Regions from separate parts of the Homo sapiens genome. Here regions 1 and 3 are each linked to region 2. Evidence: chromatin loops called from intact Hi-C (ENCODE). Cell type or tissue: mammary epithelial cell. All regions are shown on one strand. Links, peaks and the distances in the headings refer to the core of each region. The heading gives the core; the rest is flanking DNA. Region 1 overlaps MYO18A (myosin XVIIIA). Region 2 has its middle 20 kb from the start of TAOK1. Region 3 overlaps TAOK1 (TAO kinase 1).

Region 1 (7,328 bases), core at 763-5,762, 250 kb after region 2:
CTTTGTATTTTAGTGCCATACAGTATACATAATGAGCAACAACGTGTAACAAACATTAATATTTCCAAAGCAAAATCTATGAATATTCACACTACAGGGGCATAGAGGATAAACTGCCAGGTTTTGCCGCCAAAATAGTTAAGAAAAATATTTTGTTTGGGGGGGCTTTTGGGATTTTGGAATTGCAAATAAGGGTTAATAAGGGTTTTAAGTAACCAGAAGATTAGAAATGATACAGATAATGCTCCAAGCCGGTCCCTGGCATGGTGGGTGCTCCATAAATGGTAGCGTTGATAGTGGTGCTAATAACAGTTGTTATTGATGCCCTCACTGCCATCACTGCCTTCTTTAGGCCTGGCCAGCATGACCATCTGGCAGCAGGACTCTTGAGGAGCCCTGTGCTTGGATGGCAGATGGGTACAGTGGGCCCCTTGGGATATAGGGGCAACCCTATCTTCCCAGAAAGTGTTCTCTGGGTGGGGCAGGAGGCTGAGAAGCAGGAGGGAGGGTCAGTCCAGCCTCTTTCCCTTGGAAAGTGTTGCCTTCTTGGCTGGCCTCTGAGTTGGGGACAGTTCTCTTCAAGCTTCCCTTTTTTGGACCCTGCTGAGGCCTCCCAGGGTGTGGGAGAGGAGCATCAAGTTTTGCCACTACTTCCCTGTGCTCATGCAGGCTCCTTCTGGCTGGAAGGAGAGGGGTCTGGAGGGTATGGGGGAATAGCCTGAGAGGCCTTGAGGCCCTCCCTGACTGTTACCTCCTGGGACCTGGGGAGCCTTGTTGCTCCCCATTCTTCCTGGGCATTGCAGCACTTAGAGAAAAGCCAGCCGCCGCTTCCCCCACCCACCTGGCCCACTCTGTGAATCAGGGAAGTGCCTGTTCCTGCTCACAGGGAGGAGCTGGCATGGGCATTTTGGGCAGGGTATGGGCAGAACTGTTGGTCGCTCTGGAGAACCCATAAGCAGGTGGGGAGTGTCGTGGTCCTGTTCCCGGGCGGCTGCCCTCCCCTCCCTCCTCCCCGTCCCTCCTCCCCGTCCCTCCTCCTCTCACAAGGGAGGAGATGGGAGCTGAGACATGCCCTGACCTGGAGTTTAGCCACCTGTCACCTGGGCCTGGGGAAGGGTCCAGAGGGCAAGTGGGATAATAGGGCCATTTGGTGCTCAAGATAGGCAGGTGGGAAGAAATAACCCCAGAACTCCCAGGCACTTGTTCTTTTTTTTCTAATCTGATGGTTTAAAAACTCAGATTGCCGCGCGGCTTGCTCCCTGGCGCTGCTCCCCTTCCCTAGTGGGTCCCAGTGGCTTCCTGGGCTGGGAGCTCCGCATGCTGTGGCCTCTCCATTTCTGGGCTGGGACTAATAGTGGTTTAACCTTTAGGCAGGAGCTGCCAAGGTCCAGCTGACCCCCGTGGAAGAGGCCCACCAGCGGCTGGAGAGGATCTTCACAGCTTCTGTAATGCCACTCTTGTGTGTGGGTCCCAGTCCCTGGCCGCCCTCTTCCTGAGGCTGGCGGCAGGACCCTGTGTGTGTCTGTAGGCGCGCTGACCATGAAGATGGCTCCATGGCGGCCTGTGGGCCCTCATGTTGGGCTCTCTCTTAAAGAAATGAGAGAAGTGCTCTGGGGAGAGTGGTTCCTCCAGAGAGCCCAAAGTCCTGTGCATGTGGGAGGGCACCCCTCCTCGCTCAGGGCCCAGTCCCTTTCTCTGGCCACATTGTCCTGCCTCGAGGACATGTGTTGGTGTCAGGGCCTGGCGGGTGGTAAGGAAGGTTGCTGTCGCTATTTTTGGTGACCTGGCTCTCTAGACCCAGGTGGGGCCTGATAACTCCTTGCCGATTTCTAACAGGTAACATCCAAGTCCTGGTTGACTTGCCTTCCTCCCCAGAAAGGCTTTTCAGGGCTTTAAGTAACCAGAGAGGTCACGGCTGGCCACAGGGTTTGCCCACAGTGCCTTTGCTCTTGGGCAGCTGTCAAGTGGTCCCCAGGTTGGATCTAGATGGGGTCGGTGTGCCTGGCTGGCAGAGGTGGGAGTGCTATAGGGTACGTCGGGGTTGAGGAAGAGATTCTAGACTGCAAGCTGCTGGGAGCTGTGTTCTATGAGAGGTGCAGGGCGACAGCTCTGAACACAGCCCTTGGCCTAGGGAGTGGCACCCTTGGGCTGTGTTAGAAGGCAAGGAACAGCTCTGTGCTGGTGGCCACAGGGGAGCTAGGCTGAGAAATGCTCTGGAGATAAGGCAAGAGGCTGGCAGGGGGCCCAGGCCTTGGGTGTGGTGAGGTGGCCTGACCTGGTAGACACACAGAAGAGGGAGCCTGATTCAGAATAGACCGGATGGCCAGCCCAGGAGAGACTGCGGCCAGAGGCAGAGTGGCAGACTCCTGCCCGGGCCACCGGGAATGACTTAGAGGAGCATCTCCTCTGAGAGGCCTGATGGTCACTAGTGTCTCTTCACCTTCCTGGCCTCTCCTTGACTGGGTGCAGTTCACCTGCTCAGGCCAGGTCCCAGGTCCTGGCACCAAGCTCCCCCACCTTCACCCCGAGCCTTGGACAACTAGAGAGTGCCGGCCCACTTGACTCAGGAGCACTTGCTGAAGGGGGCGTGCCAGTGGTCTGCTTATCTTCACCCTTCTTCTCTCTCTCTCCTTTGCTTGCTGTCGGTAGCTGGACTCTGAGGCCGCCTCTCATGCCCACAGCCAGGTAGGGTGCTCTCCCCCCACTCAGGAGCCCTCCGCTCCCTCCAGTGACCACCTAGCCCCACTGGCCTGCACCTGGGCTGGCGTCTGTGCTCGGGCCTCCTGCTGGAGTGTAAGGCCTCTTTCCCCTCCAGGCTCCCACCCTGTGTCTGGGAGGACCCCAGCGGGAGGTAGTGCCGGGAGCTTGAGATGGTGCAGCTCTGTGTCAGGCCCCTGGGGAGCATCTAGACCGAGTGTCGCCCTTCAAGTTGGGCCCATGTGGCATGTGGTTCTCAGCCACTGGAGCCCAAGGGGGGCCTGGTTGAGTTCTAGGTGTTTCAACTCTGCTCACTCTGGAGAGAGAAAGCTGGAAAGGCAGAATCTCTGCCCTCTTCCCAGCCCATGCCTGAACGTGAGACATTCTCTGTCTCCACCTCCTGGCCAATGTGAGAAACCCATTTTCAGATGAGCTTTAAGGGAGTTAGTTACAGGCTATGATGTCACCTTATTCATCAGTCCCCAAATACCTGGCCCATAGAAGGTGTCTATTCAACATAAAGGTCTCCCCTGTCTTATGTGATTTGAGAAAAAATATATATATACAACATTGTAATGATTTTTTTTTTTTTTGAGATGGAGTCTCGCTCTGTCGCCCAGGCTGAACTGCAGTGGCGCAATCTCGGCTCACTGCAAGCTCCACCTCCTGGGTTCACGCCATTCTCCTGCCTCAGCCTCCCAAGTAGCTGGGACTACAGGTGCCCGCCACCATGCCCAGCTAATTTTTTGTATTTTTAGTGGAGACAGGGTTTCACTGTGTTAGCCAGGATGGTCTCGATCTCCTGACCTCGTGATCCACCCACCTCAGCCTCCCAAAGTGCTGTGATTACAGGTGTGAGCCACTGCACCTGGCCATGATTTTTATAGTTATAGTTCTTCAAATATAAAGAACTAGCCTTTTTAATGTCCTCACTTAACACACCAAAATGTGGCCAGCCACGTGGTGATCCTCCTATTCAGAGTTATTTCATGGGTCCATGAAACCCGGAGATCTGGGAGCCACTGGTGCAGCCCAGCCCTCCTACTCCAATCTGGGGAAGGGCCGTCCAGCACTGGAGGGATCTGTCTAAAGCCAGAAGCCAACCTGAGAGGAGAGCCCACGTCTCCTTTACTTTCAACTCCAAGAAATGTGACAAAGAACATACTTCTTATGTTTTCTTATCTTTTCCTGATTTCTCACCCAGGGGGTCAGGACCCAGCCAGTGTCCATGCCTGGGCCTCAGGTTTCAGGCTGACTGTGCCTCACAGCTGGGGCCCTCCGAGAGTGTAGGGGCTCGGGCTAACCTGAGGGTGGGTCCATGCCACTGGGGTGCCCATCCCCCACCCGGGGCACGGGATGACCTTGCTGCCATTTCGCCCACACACAACAAGAGGAGCCCGATGGGCCCTGGGTCCCTCGTCTGTTTCCCCAGCTCCCCCAGACACCGTTTCTTCCCAGTTCAAGTGTCCTTCTTAGAGGGTGCCAGGTTTGACAGCCCCACACCGTCAGTACCTATGAATGCTTATGTCTGAGTTGGTGACCTCCTGAGGCCTCTGGGGGCTTCTAGCCCCTTTACACCACTCCTGTGCCCATCTGTATAACGTGTAAGCCTCTCCCTGTGTTTGACAGGGCAGGGCTGCCCCTACCCCCATATCTCTGGCCGCACTGCCTCGTGCCTTTGTATGGCATTAGCGTGTCCACTAGGTCTGTGTGACAGGGGTCTTTGCTGATGGCGGCATGGAGAAGGAGCAGGGAGGCTGATGTGTGCACCTGGGCACTGTCCCCCGGTCCGGGTAGAGCACCCTCTGGAGGGGAGGGCCAGGGCTGAGGCCAGGGCTCTGAGCCCACCTATCATTCTGTACTGCGAAGTCCAGGCGACTCCCCGCTGAGATCTGAGGACATGCCCTCTCCCAGCTTGGCAAAGGAGGCCCTATCATTTGGATGAAGGGAGAAGCTGGGCACGGAAGATCCTAGTAGCTGTGGCTAGGGTCTAGGGCCTTGGACTCAGGACACTGATCTCCTGGGCTTGACAGGGTGGAGGAGCAGAGGGTGGCTGAGGGAGAACCTGGTGATTTGCTTTCCTGGGGTCTCCTCTTTCCTGGGCACAAGATCCCTGTGTCCCTGTCTTGCCAGACCCTCACTGATGGTACGGTCTCTAGCCTTTGTGTCCTGTCCTCAGGGCTCCTTAGAGCCACCCTTGCCTCCTAGCTTCCCCACCCTCTTTCCCAGACACCTCTGATGTCCCTGTGTTCTGTGTCTGTCACCTAACTCATTCCTTGCCCAGTGGCTTGTCTCAAAGCCCATGCCCTCACTTGTCTCCCCTCTACGGCTGTCCTTGTCCCTGTCTTCCATAGCAGGGCCTGTTTATTCTTCTCTCTCTCTGACAGGCGAAAACAGAAGAACAGATTGCAGCAGAAGAGGCCTGGAATGAGACGGAGAAGGTGTGGCTGGTCCATAGGGACGGCTTCTCACTGGGTGAGTCTCAGAGGGTCTGGGGGCACATGTCAGGACTCACTGGTCTCAGGGCTGGGCAGCGAATGTGCCTTCTGCATCTGGTGAGGGCTGAGCAGTGAGCAAGGAGAGGCTGGTGATGCAGTGGGGGGGAGGATAGGACCGAGAAGTTCCCAAGTGGAGTAGCAGAGGCTTCCCAGGCCCATCCCAGCTGTCTGTCCCTCCCCTGCAGCCAGTCAACTCAAATCTGAGGAGCTCAACTTGCCTGAGGGGAAGGTGCGTGTGAAGCTGGACCACGATGGGGCCATCCTGGATGTGGATGAGGATGACGTTGAGAAGGTAGGTGGGCAGGGGGCTGGGTGTGGGGGAGGAGGCTCAGGAGTGCACTGGGCAGGGCAGGCCCATCCTCTGGCAGCGGAGATGGGCTCTGCTGCTCTAATACCCACCCGCCTGTCCTCCCACACAGGCTAATGCTCCCTCCTGCGACCGTCTGGAGGATCTGGCCTCACTGGTGTACCTCAATGAGTCCAGCGTCCTGCACACCTTGCGCCAGCGCTATGGCGCTAGCCTGCTGCACACGTATGCTGGCCCCAGCCTGCTGGTTCTTGGCCCCCGTGGGGCCCCTGCTGTGTACTCTGAGAAGGTGCAGCACCCTCAAGGCTACCCTGCAGACTCCTGGTCCCACCCCCTGCCCTGGCTCTCTGCCCTTCCCCTGTGGCACCCCACTGGGCTCCTGTCCACTCTCACAGTTGACCTTGGGAAGAGGAGTCATTTCAAGAGATGGGGGACAGGACCTCCCCACAACCTTTGATGGAGTCCAGGACTTAGTGTCTTCATTTCCATGCATGGCCTTGGCCTTGGAATCCCTGGGCACTACAGGAGGGAAAATCCAGAAAGATGTGGACCTTGGGGGTGAGGGGTGTCTTAATGGGATCAGCTAAGAGCCAACCCCTTCTCTCCCTTGCTCTCCTGCCCAAGGTGATGCACATGTTCAAGGGTTGTCGGCGGGAGGACATGGCACCCCACATCTATGCAGTGGCCCAGACCGCATACAGGGCGATGCTGATGAGCCGTCAGGATCAGTCAATCATCCTCCTGGGCAGTAGTGGCAGTGGCAAGACCACCAGCTGCCAGCATCTGGTGCAGTACCTGGCCACCATCGCGGGCATCAGCGGGAACAAGGTGTTTTCTGGTGAGGCAGGGACAAGGGAGAAAACTGAAAGTGGGGTGAGGGGAGGGGAGTGAGGAGAGAGCACCCTCTTAAGTGCCAGCTCTTTTTCTCCCTGGCCTTTCCATCCCCCCGAAACCCCTCTGTCCACGGGCAGTTCTGGTCTGAATGGCCCCAAGCCTTCATACCTCTGGGGTAGCTCCTAGCTGGGGGATAAGCTGCCCCTGGCTTTCCTGATATCCCCTTGGGCCTGTATTCTGCAGTGGAGAAGTGGCAGGCTCTGTACACCCTCCTGGAAGCCTTTGGGAACAGCCCCACCATCATTAATGGCAATGCCACCCGCTTCTCCCAGATCCTCTCCCTGGACTTTGACCAAGCTGGCCAGGTGGCCTCAGCCTCCATTCAGGTGAGAGTGCTGCCCAGGACTCGGGGTAGTAGGACACAGGCCACATGATTTCATGACCTAGACATCAGGCTCTCTCCCATGCCTCATTTTCCTGGGATTCTACCCTAACAAAATTGACCCAGGCATGGGCAGGGTTGGCCTGCACTATCCAGAGGCATCACCATTCTGCCCTCAGGGCCTCCTGCCCTGGATGGGGCCAGTCCAGCTTTCTGCCCAGTTCCCTTCACTCTCCCAACCCTGGGGTTGTCCTAACTCTACTGCTGGGCCTCAGCCTTACTTCCCACTTTCTGAGATTCATGCTCGGGGCTTCTCTCGGGCCGATTTCACCTAGCAGAGGACTGGCTTGTCAGTAAAGTAAGGCCCAGCCAAGGCTGATTCCCTCCCATGCTAAATACCTCACCACAAGCTCCCATTTCCAGAAGGCAGGCACCTGGGGTCTGGGCAGAGCAGCAGGGCCCCTTTGGGAGCTGGGCCTGTCTTCTTCCACCTCATTCTGGTTTCTGTCCCCCATTTGATCCTAGAGGGATCTGGTATCTGATTGAGCACCTTGGGAATAAGATGCACCTGCTTAATTGAGCCAGATGTGGTAGTGCACGCCTGTGGTCC
Region 2 (7,328 bases), core at 1,350-6,349:
TCCTGGATTATCCACCATTGCGTCAGATGCCAATTCTGGTCCAGTCAGCTAAGGCAAAAGGGACATAACTATGGCTACCTAGAGGCTGTCTCTTCAACAGAGGCTGTGGGTGGGAAAGTTTCCCTTGGGAAGGAAATGTGGATGTAGCAGTCATGATGTTCTGTCTAGAAAAGAAATAAGAAACAACATGTACAAAGAGCATGGGAAAGAGAAATGCAGTGTCTGGAGTTGATTCAACAGATATTTACTGAAGGATTGCTAAATGTCAGTCACTATGTAAGGAATAGATAACAAATGCTTTGAGGAGTGTTAGGATGCCATGGGAGCCCATTGCAGGGCCATCCGAACAAGACATGGGATGTCAAGAAAGGCTTCTTAGAGGAAGGAAACTCCACATGGGACCAGATAGAGAAGTAGGAATAAAAAGGAGCATGGCAGGCTGGGTGCGGTGGCTCACGCCTATAATCCCAGCACTTTGGGAGGCCAAGGTGGGCGGATCACCTGAGGTCAGGAGTTTGAGACCAGCCTGGCCAACATAGTGAAACCCCTTCTCTACTAAAAATACAAAAAGTTAGCTGGGGGCGCGGTGGCTCACACCTGTAATCCCAGCACTTTGGGAGGCCGAGGCAGGTGGATCACGAGGGGAGGAGTTCGAGACCAGCCTAACCAACATGTTGAAACCCCGTTTCTACTAAAAATACAAAAATTAGCTGGGCGTGGTGGCACGTGCTGAGTAGCTGAGTAATCCCAGCTACTCAGGAGGCTGAGGCAGGAGAATTGCTTGAACCTGGGAGGCAGAGGTGGCAGTGAGCCGAGATCACACCACTGCACTTTAGCCTGAGTGACAGAGGGAGACTCCGTCTCAAAAAACAAAACAAAACAAAACAAAACAAAACAAAACAAAAAATTAGGTGGGCTTGCTGGCACATGCTTGTAATCCCAGCTACTCAGGAGGCTGAGGCAGGAGAATTGCTTGAACCCAGGAGGCAGAAGTTGCAGTAAGCTGAGATCGCGCCATTGCACCCCAGCCTGGGCAACAAGAGTGAAACTCCATCTCAAAAAAAAAAAAAAAAATTAGCTGGGCGTGGTAGCGGGCTACTGTAATCCCAGCTACTTGGGAGGCTGAGACAGGAGAATCGCTTGAACCTGGGAGATGGAAGTTGCAGTAAGCCAAGATCGCGCCATTGCCATTGCACTCCAGCCTGGACCAAAAAAAAAAAAAAAAAAAAGAGCATGGGATTCCAGGATCTGAAAGAAACTTAATGAGACTGCCAGAAAATGAGGGGGAATAGCAAGAGATATACAGGGACTATGTCATTCAGGTGCTAAAAACTGTAGTTACCATTTACTGAACACAGAACGGAACACTGTGCTCATTATTTTGTATGTATTAGTTTATTTAACCTTCTCAACAATTCTATGAGGTAGGAATAATTATTGTTCATATATATATATTTTGAGATGAAGTCTTGCTCTGTCGCCCAGGCTGAAGTGCAATGGCACAATCTCGGCTCACTGTAACCTCCACCTCCTGGGTTCAAGTGATTCTTCTGCTTCAGCCTCCCCAGTAGCTGGGAATACAGACATGTGCCACCATGCCCAGCCGATTTTTTTTTTCTTTTTTTGTATTTTTAGTACAGACAGGGTTTCACCCTGTTGCCCAGGCTGGTCTCAAATTCCTGAGCTCAGGTGATCCACCTGCCTCAGCCTCACAAAGTGCTAGGATTACAGGCGCCAGCCACCGTGCCGGTCCTCTTTTTTTTTTTTTTTTTGAGATGTAGTCTCGCTCTGTCACCCAGGCTGGAGTGCAGTGGCACAATCTCGGCTCACTGCAACCTCTATCTCCCAAGTTCAAGTGATTCTCCTGCCTCAGCCTCCCTAGTAGCTGGGATTACAGGCACCTGTCACCACGCCCAGCTAATTTTCTGTATTTTTACTAGAGATGGGGTTTCACCATGTTGGCCAGGCTGGTCTCCAACTCCTGACCTCAAATGATCTGCCTGCCTCGGCCTCCCAAAGTGGGATTACAGGTGTGAGCCACTGTGCCCGGCCTATTGTTTACATTTTTAAGATGAGGAAACCAAAACTCAGTGAGATTTACTAATTTACTAATAATCACATAACTAGCAAGTGGCCAAACTGCTAATAAATGAAATTATATTTACTTTGTGGGTCATATTCAGAATATAACGGTATTTATTTTAAGAGCAATGGGAAGCCATTGAAGGGTTTTAAAGCAAAATTGCATTTGGGAAAGATCATTCTTGCTGCAGAGTATAAAATGGATTGTAATGAGCAAAAGGAGACGTAGGGAGACCACTTGGGACCCCACTGCAGACCAGGTGAGAGATGGTATTAACTTGGACTAGGAGGACAACAGTGCTATGGATGTAATCATTCATTTATTATTTTGATCAATAAATATTGAATGAGCTCCCATGAAGAGTGCTAGGCAGTAAAGATACAAATTTGAGGCTGGGCACAGTGGCTCACACCTGTAATCCCAGCACTTTGGGAGGCCAAGGTGCATGGATCACGAGGTCAGGAGATTGAGACTATCGTGGCTAACATGGTGAAACCTCATCTCTACTAAAAATAAAAAAAATTAGCCGGGCGAGGTGACAGGCGCCTGTAGTCCCAGCTACTCGGAAGGCTGAGGCAGGAGAATGGCGTGAACCCGGGAGGCGGAGGTTACAGTGAGCCGAGATTGCACCACTGCACATTGCAGCCTGGGTGACAGAGCGAGACTCTGTCTCAAAAAAAAAAAAAAAGATACAAATTTGAGCAAAGTAGACATGGTCCCTGCCCTCAAAGAGTTTCTCTAAGAGATAGAATAGACAGGAATTAGTGGTGAGTTGCATGTGGTACTGATGGAAAATAAGTGGTCTGGGATGATTAACTGACTTCCAGTTGTCTCCGACACCTATGTTCCTTCTACCACACTACTTCCCCAAGGATTTGTATTGTAGATGAAGAGCAGGGGACTGAAGGGCAGAGTTATGAGGGAAGACCAAGGCGAATTTGGGAAGAGCTTGTATGCCATTCTCATCAACTCAGACTTTATTCTGGAAACTTTAGGGAGCCATTGAACATGTGTAAGCCAGGAAATAGCTTGGACAGATATATGTGTTAGCAAGATCAAGATTTCTTATCCTTTAACACTTAGAATTCCTACAGGGCTAACTAGGCAAGGATGAAAACATGCTAATCTTCTTTTCATATTCTACCCTCTAGTGGCAAGAGGAAAAACAGCAAGTCCAACTCCACAGGTTTGTAAGGAGCAGCCAGCTTTGATTTGCCCTGCACGTCATAGCTCAGAAAGTTTTGCTGCTCATACAATCCTCAGCAAAGACCATCCATTCATTCCGGGATTCCCCCAGCTCATGGACACAGGTCGGTCTCTAACTACAGACAGCCTTCTTCTGGAAACTCTCACCAGCCTGATTTCTAAACTCCCAGTCCACCTTCACATTGTTTGCCTGTTTTCAGTGCCTTTCCTCTGCAGATCTCTCAGTAGGCAGCCGTAAGGAGTCAGCAAAGGCTAACACGGCTGCCCTCAGCTGGAAACCTAGTGTAGTGCCTATTACATTTCTCCTGGAACCACTCCTTGTGAGAAAGGCAATTCAAACTCTATCTTAAGTGAGCATCTACTTCCTTTTCATCTGAGTTATAAAAGAATAGTGCCCCCTTTGGCTCAAATCTATGCAATGTGGAGGAAGAAAAGGCAAGAGCTAATCCTTGCCATGAATTCATCATTGTCATCGTCACCATTTCACCATTATCAGCAACAGACTCTAGAAACAACTTGGTGAAGGCTTGAAAATAGAGGGTAGAGCAGATATAGGGCAGCCTTCTCAAGGATATCTCCTCCTTTTTTTGAAAAGAGATGTTCTCTTTTTCTTGCATCTTTATTCTCAGTCCATTTGCCCTACAGCCTCTGTGCTTCCAAGATGAAGTTCTGATAAGTGTCTGCTGTGATAAGATAATAAGAGAGTCTATCTATGTAGCTTGGAAATAAACACTGGAATTGCTTCTCAAAAATCCAGATTGATTTAAACACCCTCTGGCAATGTTCTTTTGGCATCCTCCCCAATTTTAAATAACTTGGGTCACAGTTTCCTCCACTCATTGACTCAGCACTTCAGTGGCAAAGTGACCCTCTAAATTTCACCTCAGCTAAGATAGCTCCTCCACCTCCTAGAAGGATAATATTGTGAATTAAATGCTGATGCTGTTTCTGATTTAGCACATATGCACCACCCACAGACAATTTATTCTAGACTTTCTTTTAATGCCAGGGGCTTTAAGATTACTGATGAACAGATCCCTCCCCCATCCAAGCCCTCTATTCACCCAGGAATTTGCGATGGAAATAGTACTGTTGGCTGGAGTAGAGCGGCATACCAGTGCTTCTGAGAGCTGAGTGGCCGTTGCCATGGGGGCGAGTGTGTTTGTATAGAACTGCCTATACAAGGTGGCAGGATTGAGGGCTGCTTTTGATTCAGAGCTGATTAGAGTAGACCTGAGCCAGCCCCCTTATTTTACAGATGAGGAAACTGAGGCCCAAAGATTTAGTCAAATGACTTATTCAAGGTCTGAGGGCAAGGTAGAGACAGAGTTGGGCCTTTTGCAATGCATCACTCTTTCCAATAAAACACCCATTCTGGTTGAGTGGGTGCTCTTCCAGCCAGTTCCACTAATGCCACTATGTTATTACAGCACCATCAATCCAGGTGGAAGTGCCAGGAAACATGGTACAGGCAATAATGAGTATGTAAATATTCTTGCATTTGTATGCATGCATATGTTTGCATCAAATTACACGTGCACACCTGAGGGTGATTGTGCTAACTGGATGTTTTTATAGTTCTCTGATTACTGAAATTCCTTAAACCACCCTTTCCTCAAGTGAAATGCGAATAAGAAATAATACCTATCTCAAAGGATTAAATGAAATAATGAATTTAAAGTACTTAGCACAGTAGCTGGCATAATAAGTGTTTGATATTATATTGTTTCTATTATGTCTTTCTGCAATGGAATGTGTCAGTGACTGCCTTCCAGGCACTGGGCTAAATGCTTTAATTTTTCATTTAATATTTACAACACAGTCCTTTGAAATAGGTTCTTTTGTTATCTGCACAGCACTAATGAGAAAACTAGGCCTAGAGAGGTTGAATAACTTGCCTAAGGTCCCAGGGCTAGGAAGTGGCTGAGCAAGAATCAAAACCAGGTCTGTCTAATGTTAATGCCCTCAATTTAACAATTAGGTTGTACTGCCTCTCCTATAGAAAAGAGGAGACACAATGAATCTATTCTAGTGTTTTTGAATTTGTTTGCAAGAACTCTAAATCCAAATACATTAAATACAAATTGCATGTGGGGTGGACTGGCTCATCCATATAAATAAATTTTCATTAAACCCACTGAAACTGTAAGCAAAGGGTTTGTTTTCACTCCCCTTTAATTACAGTTTTTTATAGAGACCCTACTTAGGCATTTTGTATAAGAGACAATTGCCCAATGAATGCCATTTTATTCAATATCTTATTATTTCAAAACTCCATAGGTCTCCTCTTTTTTTTTCTTGCTTTGTCTCCCAGGCTGGATGCAGTGACGTGATCTCAGCTCACTGCAACCTCCACCTCCCGGGTTCAAGCAATTCTCCCTGCCTCAGCCTCCTGAGTATCTGGGATTACAGGCACCCACCACTACGCCGGGCTAATTTTTGTATTTTTAGTAGAGATGGAGTTTCTCCATGTTGGCCAGGCTGGTCTTGAACTCCTGACTTCAGGTGATCTGCCCGCCTCGGCCTCCCAAAGCACTGGGATTACAGGTGTGAGTTGCCGCGGCTGGCCCATAGTCTCCAGACCTATGTAAAAAAATACTAATCTAGGCCGGGCAAGGTGGCTCACCTCTGTAATCCTAGCACTTTGGGAGGACAAGGTGGGAGAATCACTCGAGTTGAGGAGTTGGAAACCAGCCTGGGCAACATAGTGAGACTTTGTCTCTACAAAAAATAAACAAAATTAGCTGGATGTGGTGGTGCATGTCTGTAGTTCTAGCTACTTGGGAGGCTGAGGTGGGAGGATTGCTTGAGCCCAAGAGGTTGAGGCTGCAGTGAGCCAGATCACGCCACTGCACTCCAGCCCGGGTGACGCAGTGAGACCCTGTCTGAAAAAACAAGAGGAGTTTAAAACCAGCCTGGGCAAAATAGGGAGACCCGTCTCTCTACAAAATATAAAAATAAATTAGCAGGCCAGGAGCAGTGACTCACGCCTATAAGCCCAGCACTTTGGGAGGCCAAGGCAGGCTAATCACCTGAGGTGGGGAGTTCGCAACCAGCCTGAACAACAGGTTTAGTAGAAACCCTGTCTCTACTAAAAGTACAAAATTAGCTGGGTGTGGTGGCACATGCCTGTAATCCCAGCTACTAGGGAGGCTGAGGCAGGAGAATCGCTTGAACCTGGGAGGCAGAGGTTGCTGTGAGCCGAGATCGCGCCATTGCACTCCAGCCTGGGCAACAAGAGCGAAACTCCATCTCAAAAAAATAAATAAGTAAATAAAAAATTAGCAAGGCATGGGGGCTTCCATCTGTGGTCCCAGCTACTTGGGAGGCTGAGGCAGGAGGATCACTTGAGCCCTGGAGGTCAAGGCTGCCATAAGCAGTGATCATACCGCTATACTCTATCTGGGTGACAGAATGAGACCCTGTCCCCCTACACACCCCAAAAAGAATATACCTATTTGTTTTCTATCTCCCCTACTAGATTGTAGGCTCCATATGAGAACAAGGACCATGGCTGCTTAGTTCATCAAGATATATGGTGAACCTAGCAGAATGCCTAGCACATAGTAAGCACTCATAAATAGTAGCTGATGTCATTATTCCTAGTGAACTCCCTTTTTCATTCTGCAAAATGGCTGTTTCAAAGCTATACCACTCTCTTCAAACTTCCTCCTCTAATCTTTACCTCCTTAAAATAGGATAGAAATTACTATCTTATTCTCTTTTTTTTTTTTTTCTGAGACAGAGTTTCGCTTTTGTTGCCCAGGCTGGAGTGCAATGGTGCGATCTTGGCTTACTGCAACCTTCGCCTCCCAGGTTCAAGTGATTCTCCTTCCTCAGCCTCCAGAGTAGCTGAGATTACAGTTGCCCGCCACCACACCCAGCTAATTTTTTGTATTTTTAGTAGAGATGGGTTTTCACCATGTTGGTCTCGAACTCCTGGCCTCAGGTGATCTGGCCGCCTTGACCTCCCAAAGTGCTGGGATTACAGGAGTGAGCCACCGCATCGGGCCACTATTCTCATTTTCTATAATCTCCT
Region 3 (7,076 bases), core at 2,077-7,076, 170 kb before region 2:
TTGGGAGGCTGAGGCAGGAGAATCACTTGAACCTGGCAGGCAGAGGCTGCAGTGAGCAGAGATCACACCACTGCACTCCAGCCTCGGCGACAGACTGAGACTCCATCTCAAAACAAACAAACAAATAAACAAAACAAAAATTTTTTTCATGGGAAGCAAATACAAATAAAAAATTGCAATAGAATGGGTTAAGATATTTATAAGGTACTACAGAAATAAAAAATGTATCAAGGCCGGGCGTGGTGGCTCATGCCTAGTAATCTCAACATTTTGGGAGGCCGAGGTGGGTGGATCACTTCAGGCCAGGAGTTTGAGACCAGCCTGGCCAAGATGGTGAAACCTCGTCTCTACTAAAAATACAAAAATTGGCCGGGCACAGTGGCTCACGACTGTAATCCCAGCACTTTGGGAGGCTGAGGCAGGCAGATCACTTGAGGTTGGGAGTTCGAGACCAGCCTGACCAACATGGAGAAACCCCGTCTCTAGTAAAAATACAAAATTAGCCGGGCGTGGTGGCACATGCCTGTAATCCCAGCTACTCGGGAGACTGAAGCAGAAGAATCGCTTGAACCTAGGAGGCGGAGGTTGCGGTGAGAAGAGATAGCACCATTGCACTCAAGCCTGGGCAAAAAGAGTGAAACTCCATCTCAAAACAAAAATAAAAACAAAAACAAAAAACAAACAACCCAAAAACAAAAAGAAAAATTAGCCGGGAGTGGTGGCAGGTGCCTGTAATCCCAGCTACTCAGGAGTCTGAGGCAGGAGAATCACTTGAACTTGGGAGGCGAAGGTTGCAGTGAGCCAAGATGGGGCTACTGCACTCCAGCCTGGGCAATAGAATGGGACTTAGTCTCAAAACAAACAAACAAACAAACAAACAAACAAAAACAGAAAAAAGTATTGAACGGTTTGCTCTATAGGGGAGGAAAAGTGGAGCAAATAAGTCTCAAAGAAGATGGTACAGACATACAGACATTTGGTATCTTTCCCTGAGAAGAATATTCCATGTTTAAGTCCTCCTTCAACCTTCATAAAAAATGCCTAATGCCTCTTTAATAACATGTTTTAGAATAACAATTTTCAAACTCTTCTTACTCCAGTCCATCCTGGCCTGTTTGTAATTTCTCCCAAACATTTCTTATTTTATCATTTCTCCATGCCTTTACACATTCCTTGTGTTTCTGGTTAACCTATTCTTCCTTCAGAAAGCACTCTTTATACCATCTCCCTGAGATTTCTTTGCCCCACTTTCCCTCCGCTATAGAGTACATCACTCCTATACTTTTGTATTTCTGCTATACTTTATAAATCTGTTATTATATTTTGCCACATTCTACTGCAATTTTTGCTTTTTTTCGAGACAGGGTCTTGCTCTGTCACCCAGGCTGGAGTGCAGTGGCGCGATCGTGGCTCGCTGCAACCTCCACCTCCCAGGCTCAGGCTATCCTCCCACCTTATCCTCCTGGGTAACTGGGTATTTCTACTAAAAATACAAAAATTGGCTGGGTGCAGTGGCTCACGCCTGTAATCCCAAGAGCTTTGGGAGGCTGAGGTACGAGGATCACCTGAGGTCGGGAGTTCGAGACCAGCCTGACCAACATGGAGAAATCCCATCTCTAGTAAAAATACATGATTAGCCGGGCATGGTGGCACATGCCTGTAATCCCAGCTACTCGGGAGGCTGAAGCAGGAGAATTGCTTGAACCCGGGAGCCGGAGGTTGCTGTGAGCCGAGATAGTGCCATTGCACTCCAGCGTGGGCAACAAGAGTGAAACTCCATCTCAAAAAAACAAAAAACAAAACAAAACAAAAAACAGGCATGCACCACCACACCCAGCTAATTTTTTGTATTTTTGGTAGAGAGGAGGTTTCACCATGTTGCCTAGGCTGCTCTCAAACTCCTGATCTCAAGCGATCCGGCCTCTTCTGCAATTTTTTGTTTCCTACACAAAAATATGTTTGTTTGTTGTTTTCTGAGACAGGGTCTGGTCTGTTGCCCAGGCTGGAGTGCAGTGGTGCAATCTTGGCTCACTGCAACCTCTACCTCTCAGGTTCAAGCAATCCTCCACACCTCAGCCTCCAGAGGAGCTGGTACTACAGGCGCACACCACTATATCCAACTAATTTTTGTATTTTTTTTTTGTAGAGACGGGGTTTCATCATGTTGCCAAGGCTGGTCTCAAACTCCTGAGCACCAAGTGATCCGCCCCACTCGGCCTTCCGAAGTGCTGGGATTACAGTGTAAGCCACTGCACCCACCCCCAAATTTTAATTCTTACTTAAAAACACTACTAACCATGATGTTAATACTAAGTGAAATCTTGAGAGAAAATTAAATGAGATGATTAAAAAAAGGTCATTTATACTCTGGAAATGCTACTACTTTTCATATATATATATTTCACATATAATTTAACATTTATAGTTGTGTTGTTATCTAAAAATTTAATGTAAATGAAGGATGAGAAACATTGAAACAAGACTTCATGTACATGTGAGGCTCATTTTGTCTCAAACTAAATGAACAATTTTTGGTTCACTTGGAGACTTACAACAATCTTCAAACAGAATGATTTTTCATCTAGAATCAACTAACATTCACTCCAGTTCCATTTCTATTTATTTTCAGATGTCTCCTTCTTATATGTATGTACAACCGGCAAGCATAAAGTGCAGAAATCACAGCTTTTAGGATTTTACAAAGTTTTTGTAGAGAGGTACAGGGTCTTAGTGATTGCTAATTGACCCCAGCCTGCCTTGTAGTCACATACTTTGCTTGAAAGGCAAAATATTAGCCATAAAAACCAAGTAACATCTTGAAGCACTATAGATGTACCATCCTATTGTTCTTTTACTCTTTTAAATACTAAATAATTGTATGCATTTTTCCATTATGAAATGAATAAAACCATATTTTAAAAAAGAAACAGAGAAAAAAATCAACCTATCACATTAACATAGCCACTACTAACATTACTTCAAGTAGGATTTGTCTTTTAAAATTTTGTTCAACACACCATAAACATTTTTCCATATTAATACTGGTTTTGCAGACATCATTTAAATGGCTGAATAAGATTTTTTTATTGGCTTGGCCATGTTTACCTTTTTTTTTTTTTTTTTTTTGAGATGGAGTCTTGCTCTGTCGCCAGGCTGGAGTGCAGTGGCGTGATCTCAGCTCACTGCAACCTCTGCCTCCCAGGTTGAAGCGATTCCCTTGCCTCAGCCTCCCAAGTAGCTGGAATTACAGGCACGCACCACCATGCCGAGCTAATTTTTGTATTTTTAGTAGAGACGGGGTTTCACCACGTTGGCCAGGCTGGTCTTGAACTCCTGACCTTGTGATCTGCCTGCCTCAGCCTCCCAAAGTGCTGGGATTACAGGCGTGAGCCGCCACACCCAGCCGTATCTCTATTTTAAATAGTTAGGTTGTTTTAAACTATTATAAAGTTGTTATAATTAACATATTTATGCAGTTTTTTTTTCCTGTAATTTGGATTTCTTTTCCTTTTTTCCTGTAATTTGGATTTCTTTTCCTCAAAGTTTTAAACACTTAACATTTACAAGGCTAAATATACAACTCCAGGCGCAGTGGCTCATGCCTGTAATCTCAGCACTTTGGGAGGCCGAGGTGGACAGATTGCTTGAGCCTAGGAGTTTGAGACCAGCCTGGGCAACATGGAGAAACCCCATTTCTATCCTTGCCCCCTCCAAAAAAAAAAAAAAAAAATCAGTGGTCATGGTGGTGCATGCCTGTAGTTGTGAGGCTGAGGTAGGAGGACCGCTTGAGCCTTGGGAAATGGAGAACGCAGTGAGCTGAGATTGTACCACTGGACTCTAGCCTGGGCAACAGAGTGAGTCTCTGTTGACACTTGAAAAAAAACAAACAAGTATATATACACCCAACTCCAAATTGCTTTCCAAGATGTATTAACACTGTATAAAAGTGTCACTGTACCTTCACCAATGAGTACTGATTTTATGCCTGCATTGTAATGGCTTTGTATTAACATGCAGTTTTTGGTTAGGATATTAAATAAGACTAAGATGCTAATTAGTGCTGTTTAACTGTTAACCACTAGGTGGAGCTAAAATTATAACCATACTTTAATAGTGCCAATATTTCTCTCATAACACCATTCTTGAAATATTATAGGGAGTTTTCCATTTAGTGATAATACTGAATCCTAAGAGAGAACTTTAGATTAAATTTCAAATATAAAAGATGGAATGAGATGGCCGGGCGCTGTGGCTCACGCCTGTAATCCCAGCATTTTGGGAGGCCGAGGCAGGCGGATCACGAGGTCAGGAGATCGAGACCATCCTGGCTAACACGGTGAAACCCTGTCTCTACTGAAAATACAAAAAAATTAGCCAGGTGTGGTGGTGGGCACCTGTAGTCCCAGGTACTCGGGAGGCTGAGGCAGGAGAATGGCGTAAACCCGGGAGGTGGAGCTTGCAGTGAGCAGAGATCACGCCACTGCACTCCAGCCTGGGCCACACAGCCAGACTCCGTCTCAAAAAAAAAAAAAAAAAGTTTGAATGACATGGATTTAGGAAATTTGCACATGGAAGAAGCTATATTTTTCAAGATTTATGTTTCTATCTTTCTCATCTTATTTATTTATTTATTTTTTGAGATGGAGTCTTGCTCTGTTGCCCAGGCTGGAGTGCAGTGGCGTGATCTTGGATCACTGCAACCTCCGCCTCCCAGGTTCACGCCATTCTCTTGCCTCAGCCTCCCAAGTAGTTGGGACTATAGGCACCCGCCATCATGCCCGGGTTAATTTTTTGTATTTTTAGTAGAGACGGGGTTTCACCGTGTTAGCCAGGATGGTTTCGATCTCCCCTGACCTCGTGATCCGCCCGCCTTGGCCTCCCAAAGTGCTGGGATTACAGGTGTGAGCCACCATGCCCCGGCCTCTCATCTTATTTTTTGAGACAGAGTCTCGCTCTGTTGCCCAGGCTGGAGTGCAGTGGCGCCATCTCGGCTCACTGCAACCTCTGCCTCCCAGATTCAAGGGATTCTCCTGCCTCAACCTCTGGAGTAGCTGGGATTACAGGCGCCTGCCACCACGCCTGGTTAATTTTTGTATTTTCAGTAGAGATGGTGTTTCACTATGTTGGCCAGGCTGGTCTTGAACTCCTGACCACAGGCGATCTGCTCCCCCAACCCTCGGCCTCCCAAAGTGCTGGGATTACAGGCGTGAGCCACTGTGCCTGGCCTTATCTTTCTCATCTTGAATGAGAAATAAAATTGAGATAATATTTAGATGCAAATACCTCTCAAAGAAGCCAGTAATAAAGACAGCTGTGCTAGAGAAATAGTAACATCTTATATCTTATTTAGGTGATTTTTTTAAAGATTTTTTTTGTTTTTTTGAGACAGGGTCTCGCTTTGTAACCCAGGCTGGAGTGCAGTGGCATGATCTCAGCTCACTGCAGCCTCAACCTCCTGGGCTCAAGTGATCCTCTCACCTTAAACCTCCCTAGTCGCTGGGACTATAGGTGTCTGACACCACACTTGGCCAATTTTTGTATTTTTTGTAGAGGCAGGGTTTTGCCATGTTGCCCAGGCTGGTCTTGAACTCCTGAGCTCAAGCGATCTGCTTGCCTCCGCCTCCCAAGTGCTGGGATTACAAGCATGAGCCACAACACCTGGTTTAAAAGATATTTTTTACTTTAATAAGGCATTCTATTTTTATCACAGGAACTATAGGAAATAGAGGAAAAATCTACAGGCCTATGGTCCAGAAACAATGACAACTTTAGGAAGATCATTAGGTAAGTATTAAATGCGATAACCGACGGACCTAAGACTACATCAGCTGTTGGGAATTTAAGACTCAAGAGTTCTGGAATGTATCTCTGAATCCTGGATACAATTGATAATCGACCACTGTTTTATTTATTTATTTATTTATTTTGAGACAGGATCTTGCCTGTTGCCCAGGCTAGAGTGCAGTGGTGCAGCCATGGCTTACTGAAGCCTCAACCTTCTAGGCTCAATCCATCTTCCCACCTCAGCCTCCCAAGTAGCTGGGACCACAGGAGTGAGCCACCACACTCAGCTAATTTTTAAATATTTGTAGAGATAGGGTCTCCCTGTGTTGCCCAGGCTGGTCTCGAACTCCTGAGCTCAGACGATCTTCCCGCCTTGGCTTCCCAAAGTGCTGGGAGGCCTAAGCCCAGCCTAATCTACCACTTCTTGCAACAAATGCCTTTCTTCTCTTTACCTCTCAAAATCTTCTGTCCATCGCCCTTTCCCTAATACACACACACACACACACACACACACACACACACACCTTAGTATCCTGAAGGATGGAAATTTGGGGATTCTAGTTCTATTTTCCAATATATCTGACAAGAATAATTCAGAAAAAAGTAAAGATGTGCATCTAGAAATAACATTTTTTCAGCCTGACTTTTCACCTGTGTGGAACTAATTTTACCTTCTGTCCCTCAGTAATCCTCTACCAATCTGTATAGCTCCAGGCCAAGGATGTATGAGTAAGGTAATATTCCTGATCCTTTGTCCCTGGCTCTCTCAGGCAATTAATGCAGCTCTCTTTCTTCACTAGTTAAGTCCTTCTCCAACCTCCTTAGGTAGAGCAAGCTAGGAACACAGAAGTGAGGAAAATAGAGCCATATCTGCTACTCTCAAATTCAGCTGACTGTCTTCACACACCCATATCTTTTCTCTAGCAATTACTACTTAATTATATTCCCTTGATTTCTGGAGCTCATTAATGATAAGGTTCATCAGTGAATCAGTAATTTTAAAGAAAAATCTGCTGCCATAACTAGAATTCAGGAAATGTGGTATTGTGAAAGAAATCTAATGTGACCTCTGCCAACATGAAAATATATTTATAAAACGCTTCTGACAAAAGCTAATTCGAAAACAATGATTTTTCCTTCTATTACTTATACCTTTTGTTCTAAGAGTGCCCTCCGGAGGGAGACCCTCTGTTCAAGCTCGCGAAGCTCTCGATCATGTTGTGCCTCAGCTTGCATCTTGATTTTGCTCTGATACGCATTCAACAGCTCCAGTTCCTGCTGCAGCTGCATCT

What was found. A loop is a pair of places that touch in the nucleus more often than their neighbours do. Peaks named below come from ENCODE experiments on the same cell type or tissue, not always from the same donor. Only the 100,000 strongest peaks of a DNase experiment are listed, where the experiment ranks them.
Region 1: a loop joins it to region 2, with 21 times the contacts of the local background. A loop is called at or near these places in 5 of 110 quality-filtered maps.
Region 3: it touches region 2 in a loop (12-fold over the local background); 100 of 110 quality-filtered maps call a loop at or near these places.

What each region holds. Positions count from the first base shown.
Region 1 is chr17:29,120,010-29,127,337 of GRCh38, reverse strand. MYO18A (myosin XVIIIA) reads left to right here. Exons shown (of 42, transcript NM_078471.4): 3 at 5,085-5,172; 4 at 5,381-5,487; 5 at 5,615-5,791; 6 at 6,127-6,340; 7 at 6,580-6,722. Among named protein-coding and RNA genes, the nearest start is that of MYO18A, 57 kb to the left of the region's middle. In mammary epithelial cell, for the core only: a CTCF peak has its summit at 3,093 (motif pointing left); a DNase peak (open chromatin) is centred at 3,087.
Region 2 is chr17:29,366,212-29,373,539 of GRCh38, reverse strand. No RefSeq gene overlaps it. Among named protein-coding and RNA genes, the nearest start is that of TAOK1, 20 kb to the left of the region's middle. RefSeq lists an enhancer at 3,256-3,515 and a silencer at 3,355-3,649. In mammary epithelial cell, for the core only: CTCF peaks have their summits at 3,227 (motif pointing left) and 3,587 (motif pointing left); a DNase peak (open chromatin) is centred at 3,299; H3K4me3 peaks cover 207 bases; H3K27ac peaks cover 264 bases.
Region 3 is chr17:29,534,161-29,541,236 of GRCh38, reverse strand. TAOK1 (TAO kinase 1) reads right to left here. Exons shown (of 20, transcript NM_020791.4): 19 at 6,937-7,076. Among named protein-coding and RNA genes, the nearest start is that of ABHD15, 29 kb to the left of the region's middle. In mammary epithelial cell, for the core only: a CTCF peak has its summit at 4,079 (motif pointing right); no DNase peak of the experiment used is centred there.